Linked DNA regions of Homo sapiens: region 2 is linked to region 1. A link is a contact called in ENCODE Hi-C or POLR2A ChIA-PET data. All regions are on one chromosome and are shown on one strand. The core of a region is the stretch at or near the end of the contact, and the rest is flanking DNA. Distances in the headings are between cores, read along the strand shown. Region 1 overlaps WDR25 (WD repeat domain 25). Region 2 overlaps WDR25 (WD repeat domain 25).

Evidence for each region. A loop is a pair of places that touch in the nucleus more often than their neighbours do. ChIA-PET counts read pairs that join two places held with the same protein, here RNA polymerase II (POLR2A). Pooled maps may share reads with other maps.
Region 2: a loop to region 1 is called in a map of natural killer cell, with 2.4 times the contacts of the local background. The contact joins two enhancer-like sites. A Hi-C loop is called at or near these places in 1 of 168 maps with a recorded cell type or tissue (natural killer cell), 3 of 37 single-sample maps with no recorded cell type and 4 of 50 pooled maps. POLR2A ChIA-PET finds 5 or more read pairs at or near these places in 3 of 52 experiments (HEK293, HEK293T and activated T-cell).

The regions. Positions count from the first base shown.
Region 1 is chr14:100,388,995-100,392,441 of GRCh38, forward strand. All of the region lies in intron 2 of WDR25 (WD repeat domain 25), which reads left to right. Among named protein-coding and RNA genes, the nearest start is that of WDR25, 14 kb to the left of the region's middle. Within about 2 kb of position 1,559, at least 13 of the 41 ENCODE cell types and tissues checked have a DNase peak (open chromatin) inside an H3K27ac peak, as active enhancers do.
Region 2 is chr14:100,474,670-100,478,116 of GRCh38, forward strand. All of the region lies in intron 3 of WDR25 (WD repeat domain 25), which reads left to right. Among named protein-coding and RNA genes, the nearest start is that of WDR25, 100 kb to the left of the region's middle. Within about 2 kb of position 1,887, at least 9 of the 41 ENCODE cell types and tissues checked have a DNase peak (open chromatin) inside an H3K27ac peak, as active enhancers do.

The DNA of each region.
Region 1 (3,447 bases), core at 309-2,808:
TTGGCGCACTTAGGAGTCGAGACAGTCTAGTAAATTATTTCTTGTTGCTTTTAAAACTCGGAGACAGTAGACTCTTAAAGGTGCTTGTCTAATGCCCAGTGATGGCCTGTGTCCAAATGAGTTGTTTTAGATTTAATTTGTTTTATCATAAAAGTGGTAAAATTTTGGGAAAAAATGCAAGAAAATGGCAGAAATTAAAAGATAAACCATAGACCCTTCATTCAAGCCTAATGACCATGAACATTTTGCAAGCAGCGTTTCCTTCTAGTCTTTTTTCCCTACATATATCAACTAGTTTTAATCATATGGTAGGTACTTTGTTTTTGTAGCCTGCATTTAAAATCATAGGGTGGTCATTTCTCCCCCAGATTGTTAGTATTATTTCCTCTTAAGAGAAGGGTTAGGTAAGTCATTCCAACCTTTTAAGGTTTCCTTCTAGCTTCTGCTGTTTCTTGTCAGGTGTTTTCTTTTGTCTATTCTCCCAGATGAACACAGCTCTCATGCGGACCCCTCATATACTGGGGGGAGTGGAGCAAGCCGGGGGACAGAAGCCCTGAGGGGCAGTCAGAAGGTACATGTGAGTGAGACCAACTGTGTCAGCCCAGGATAGCTGGAAGCCTGCCTTCACCTGGCCTCCCCTCTGGCAGGCTTCCTGAAGTTTCCTGAACTTGGCAGAGGACAGCGTACCTTGATCTTCTACGTGGAATACTGTGATACTGGCTGAAATGCAGGGAGGACCAGAAGGGCTTTAGAAACCTACAACCAAAGCGGCCCTAGAACTCTGCTTTGCCAGGGCTTGTGGGGCTGTTCCAGGCCTGCCTTTCCTCGCCAGGATTGGGGCACTGGGGAGCTCGGCCCCCCCATAGAACGAGGGCCATACAGAGATGAGCGGCACCCTCTGGGGCTGCTGCTGCTGAAGGTCGTTGACTTTGCAACTCTGATTGCTTGGGCATCCTGGATGTCCCTGGATTGAGCGTCTCGGTTTCTCCTCTTTATTTCTTGGCCTTTCTGTTTTATTTTTCTGGGGAATTTCTTCCACTTTATCTATCTTTCAATGCTTTTTTTGAATTTGTATTTCTGCTGTCATAAACTTTCAAATTGAAGAATAATATATATTCAGGGAAGTGTTCTGTCATGTTTTTACATTCCAAGAGCTGTTTCTTATTTTCTGAATGTTCCTTTTTTTAATATAGCATATTGTTTTTTATTGTATATTTACAAGGTCTTTTCTTAGCTCTTTGAGTTCTTTGAAAGTTTTCCTGTTTTCTGAAATGTTTGTCTCTTTCTTATCTCCTTTGGTCTTTTTTTGTTTTGGTGTCTGTGTTCCATGTTAGAGATTTCCTGCTGCTCATTCCAATTAGGGAGGGAGGACCTAAAAAGCTGACCTGACCAAAAGCTGTGTGTGTGTGTGTGTGTGTGTGTGTGTGTGTGTGCATGCACACGCCCTTGTGTGGGGGCAAAGGGACTTTGTTTGCAGCGGGCCGGATGTAGGGTTATGAGGCAGCAGGCTGGCGCTCATCATAGGAACCCACTTGTGATTATTTTTATGTATTTCCTTGAGCCTGGTCAGCTTCTCAGGGAGGTGTCTTCTCTGGGTGGGCTCTTGGCCTGCTGCCAGCCTTCCGGCATCTGAGCTGGGGAAGAGGGTCAAGGTCTCTGTGTTTAGTGTGCAGACTGCACTCTCCATCCTGTCCTCCAGCTTGGTTTTCTCACTGTCCGGCACATCTTTTCCCACCAGTGTGCAGATCTGTGCCGCTCTTTTTGGGGGCTGTGTAGCGCTCAGTGTCTGACACACACCATCATTTATGCGTAAAAGTGGCTGCGTCTTCTCACCCTCCACAGCGGCAGAATTATTACCTTTTGAAAATGTCTGCTAATTTAATGGTGTCTTGTTTGAGAACCAAGTGAGTTCATTTACGTACAGCTCTTTTAGAACGGGCCGGCACTTCGTTCATTCTAAACAAGCATTTGTTATCCTGATTCTTGTCCATTCATCTCCTGTAGTCTTAGCGTTTCTCTTATCTGGGCAATTTACGTACTTACAATATTGACCTTTCATCATATTTTACCCTCTTCCCCCCCAGGGTGTTGTGTGATGTTGAGTTTTGGTATTTCATGTATTTTTTTTTAACAGAGAAAACCTGACATTTTTCGCTGTCAAGTCTCTGGCCCTTTCCCTTTGTAATTGTCCATGGCTCTAGAGCATGGCATGTCCTCCCCCACCCTGAGATCTGATAAATCGTCACCTATATTTGACCTTCATCTAGTAGTGATTAGCTTGAGCCAGTTTCAATTCTCGTCAGTGGGTCCGAGGCAGGCCCTGCGCCACCATGATGAATGTGTGCGTGGTGCCAGGGATCGATGGGCATATTAAGGAGCAGCGCCGCGGTCCCCGGCAGCCAGCTTCGTGATGCTCCCCCACACTGACGCTGGCTATTCATGATTTAAAATGACCTTCTTCCCATCCGGCTTATTCCGCAGGGCATGGGTACGCCACAGCTTCCTCAACCTTTCCTCAAAAAAGAAATGTTGTTTTTGACCATAAAAGAAATGCAATCTGGAAAGAACAGAAAGGTATAAAGAAGAAACAAATTGCCCATTTTCTCTCCACCCAGAGGCAATGACTGCAGACTTTTTGGTATATTTTCATCCAGCCTTAAAAAAAAAAAAAGATTCAACATAGTTGAGCTCCAACTATACATCTAATTTAAACCCTTCTTTCCCTCCACATACTGCAGTAGCAGTTTTTAATGCTGTAATTTATTGCTTTGGTTTTTAGTGTGGTCTCCAAATCCCTGGGGGGCCTCAAGACCCTTTCAGGGGGTCAAAACTATTTTCATAATAATACCTAGGAGTTATTTGCCTTTTCCATTCTCCTTCTCTCCTGAGTGTACATGGAGTTTTCCAGAGGCTATGAGGCGTGTGCTTTTGCAGTGGATTAAATACAGACGCAGCTTTGAGAACCCAGCTGTCTTGTATTAAGCCAGACATTAATGAGATCTGCAAAAATGTAAACAATGCCTTCTTACTAATTTTTCTTGGTCTTGGAAAATAGAGTTATTTTTATAAGAATGTGCTATTTCTGTTAACATGTGGGGGGTTTGTTACTGTTACTTTTACATAAATTAATAAATATTTTAAAATGTCCTCAGTTTTCACTTCTAATACGCGAAGTACCCATAGCTATAATCCGAAAAAACAACAGCTCTTTGGGGTCCTCAGTCATTTTAGACAGTGTAATTGAGGACCACAGTTTTCTTTACATCTGTAATTACATTTTGGGGAATCTCACTATTGTGTTGGTAAAAACGTCAGCACATCCTAGTTCTGGGATAAGTGAGTGGGTTCTTTTCCAGCCACGTCTCTGTCTTCTTCTGCTTGGTTAGCTCTCCAAACTGTGTGATGAAAACGTGATCCCAGGGGTCCAAGCCTCTGTCACCCTCTTGC
Region 2 (3,447 bases), core at 637-3,136, 86 kb after region 1:
TTTTTAAATTTTGGAACATTCGGTCTTGTCCAGAGAATTAAAAGCAGTGGCTGACAATGGTCTGGGCAATGATTTTTTGGATAGGACTTAAAGCACTGGCAGCAAAAGCAAATATAGGCAAAAGAATTGCATCAAACTAAAAAGCTTCTGCACAGCAAAGGAAACAGTTAACAGAGTGAAGAGACAGCCCGTGGATTGGAAGAGAAAGTTTGCAAATCATACATCTTGTGAGGGGCTAATATGGAAAATGCATGAGGAACTTAACTCAACAGCAAGAAGCCAAATAACCTGATTTTTAAAATGAGCAAAGGATCTGAACAGACTTTTCTCAAAAGAAGAGATATGAATGGCCAACAGATATTAGAAAAAATGCTCAACATCTGTAATCATGGGGAAATGCAAATTAAAACCACAATGAGATATCACCTCAAACCTGTTGGAATGCCTATTTTCAAAAAGACAAATGATAGCAAGTATTGGTGAGGATGTGGAGAAAAGGGAATCCTTGTACAATGTAAATGAGTACAGCTATTTTGGAAAATAGTGTGGAGGTTCTTCAAAAGACTAAAAATAGAATTACCGTATGATCCTGCAATCCCACTTCTGGGTGTATCTCCAAAGGAATTGAAATCGGTGTGTGGAAGGGATCTCTGCACCCCCGTATTCATTGCAGCACTGTTCACAGTAGCCAAGATATGGAAGCCACCTCGGTGTCCATCAGCAGATGAGTGGATAAAGAAAATGCGGTGAATATTCACAATGGAATACTCTACAGCCTTAAAAAAGAAGAATATTCTGTCATTTTTGACAACATGGGTGAACCTGGAGGACATTACAATAAGTGGGATAAGCGAAGGCACAGAAAGACAAATACTGCATGATCTCACTTATATGTGGAAGCTAAAAAAGTTGATCTCGTAGAAGCGTTGAGTAGAAAGGTGTTACCAGGGGTTTGGGGGTAGGGGTGGATATGGAAAGTGGAGATGTTGATGAAAGGGTATAAAGTTTCAGTTAGAATGAAGGAATAAGTTTTGGTGATCTATTGCACTGCATGATGACCACAGTTAATAATGTGTATTTCATAACTGCTAAAAGAATGCACTTTTAACATTCTGTCCACAAAAAATAAATTAGTGAGGTGATAGATATGTTAATTATCTTGATTAAATCTTTCTACAATGTATATACAGATCAAAACATCACATTGTACCCCCAAATATATATATATATAAAATTATTTATCAATTAAAATTAATTTAAAATGAAACAAAAAAGAATGGGAAGGAAAGAGCTGGTGTAAGTATGTTATTAGAAGACAAATTTTAAAAAATGACTGCAACTACTACTATTTCTTCTGTTACTACTATTATTACAATGCTACAGCTACTGTTTATTGGGCCCTATCAGTTGTCTGGGGCTTAGCTCTCCTACATACATTATTGCTAATTCTCACAACCACCTTTTGTGGTCCTGAGTCTACAGATGAGGATACCAGGGCTGGAGAGGATTGCTGGCCGATGCAGGGCCACAGCTGATGGGGAATGTTCAGATGCAGGCCCAGCTGGCTCTCAGGCCAGACCCTTCCCAGGCCTTTGCCCGGATTGCTAAGATGGCCCCTGTTTCTGATGCATAAAGTTTGATTTGAAAGTTAGTAAGTTTCTTTTCTCGTTAACTTTGAGTCAGGATGGCTAAATTTATAGCTGGCTGAATACTTCCCAGAGGATGAGTGTAACGATATTGATTTTAGCGAAGTGAGTCATATGCCTACTGCCTGGAAACACAAGCTCAATTACCACAAGCCAACAGCATAAGCTTTCCCTTGTCAACATTTTTCCTACATGTTCATGAGTCTGTGGATGTGAACAAAGCACTAGGAGAAGCAAAGGTCACGAATAACTGGCGGCGATGCAAGGTAGGGTGCCGAGAGCTGGCCTTGAGATTAGACAGGGCCAGTCTCCGTCTCAGTGTGGCTGACTCATGTGGCTCTGAGCGAGTCTCTCACCTCGCTGAGCTTCCATTTCCCTGGCTGTGAGAGATGGGTTAATTACACCTACCACCCAGGGTGCCGTGTGATGCGTGCAAGCTCCAGACAGGCCTGGAGGTAACAGGCTCCTGATAAATGTTGTTCCCCTTCCTTGACTGTGAACTGCTTTGCCAGGGCTGCCTCTGAGCTCCCTGGAGAGGGGGGCATGAGCTTCTCTTTTCTCTCCTGGAGACCCATACTTGGGTTTCATGTGGCCTGGACGAAATACCTATTATGTGCCAGGAACTAGGCTGGGAGTCAGTCATGCTGAATGGAAGAGGAAGGCCCTCACAGGCCTGGAGCCCTGCATGATGATAGGATTCCTAGTATAGACGTTTGCAACTTCTATGTTAACTAAGAACTTCTTAGTTAGCAAGATGGACAGGTGGTGCTGCCCCGGCCACATGGTTGGTCACTTTGGGAAGCTGGATATCTCCACCTGAGAAAGGAAGAGGGGCAGCTTGGAGGAGCCACTATTCCAGAGTTCCCAGATGCCTTATCACAGTCATACGGGGGTGGAAGCACTGGTCATAGAGTCAGTAGAACAAATGGAATTTCTGCATTGTGTTTTAAACTTGTTTTTGCTTTAACAATTTTTTTATTTGTATCATTATTGATTCAAGGAGAAAATAAGTGATTTTTCCTAGCTCCAAGAAGATCCAAACAGTTTTTACACTGGTTTAGCTCATTATAATGAGATCAATAAAGTCAGTGCTAGTGGATTAAATATTTTAAAACTCAGTTTCCTATAATAAGCATACAGTGAATAAACAGAATTTTCTATAACAAACAGGTAAACAAGCAAGATGGTCTTAAGGTTAAAGGTTATATAACAGCTAACCATTGCGCTGAAAGTAACATTGCCCAGGAGAACAAGCTCCTTGATTTATGAAAAGGTAGAGAGGAAGAGCCCGTCTGACAAGTTAAGACCTTCTCCTCTGGCACAGCTAGTGTTCATGTTCAAGATATTTCACTGATGAATATTTTCCAGACTTTACCCATATCTCTTTAACAAATGTAAAGGGCAGCCCAGGGCGTTGTATTTTCAAAGCCTCATGAGAAAAGCTGAAAAAGCATTAATCTGTGGAGGTTATTGCTATTTAAAAACCTGTATCCCAGCCGGGCGCCGTGGCTCACGCCTGAAATCCCAGCAATTTGGGAGGCCGAGGTGGGTGGATCACAAGGTCAGGAGATTGAGACCATCCTGGCTAACACGGTGAAACCCCATCTCTACTAAAAATACAAAAAAATTAGCTGGGTGTGGTAGCAGGCACCTGTAGTCCCAGCTACTAGGGAGGCTGAGGCAGGAGAATGGCGTGAATCTGGGAGACAGAGCTTGCAGTGAGCCGGATAGCACCACTGCACTCCAGCCTGGGCGACAGAGCGAGACTCTGTCTCAAAAAAACAAAACAAAACAAAACAAA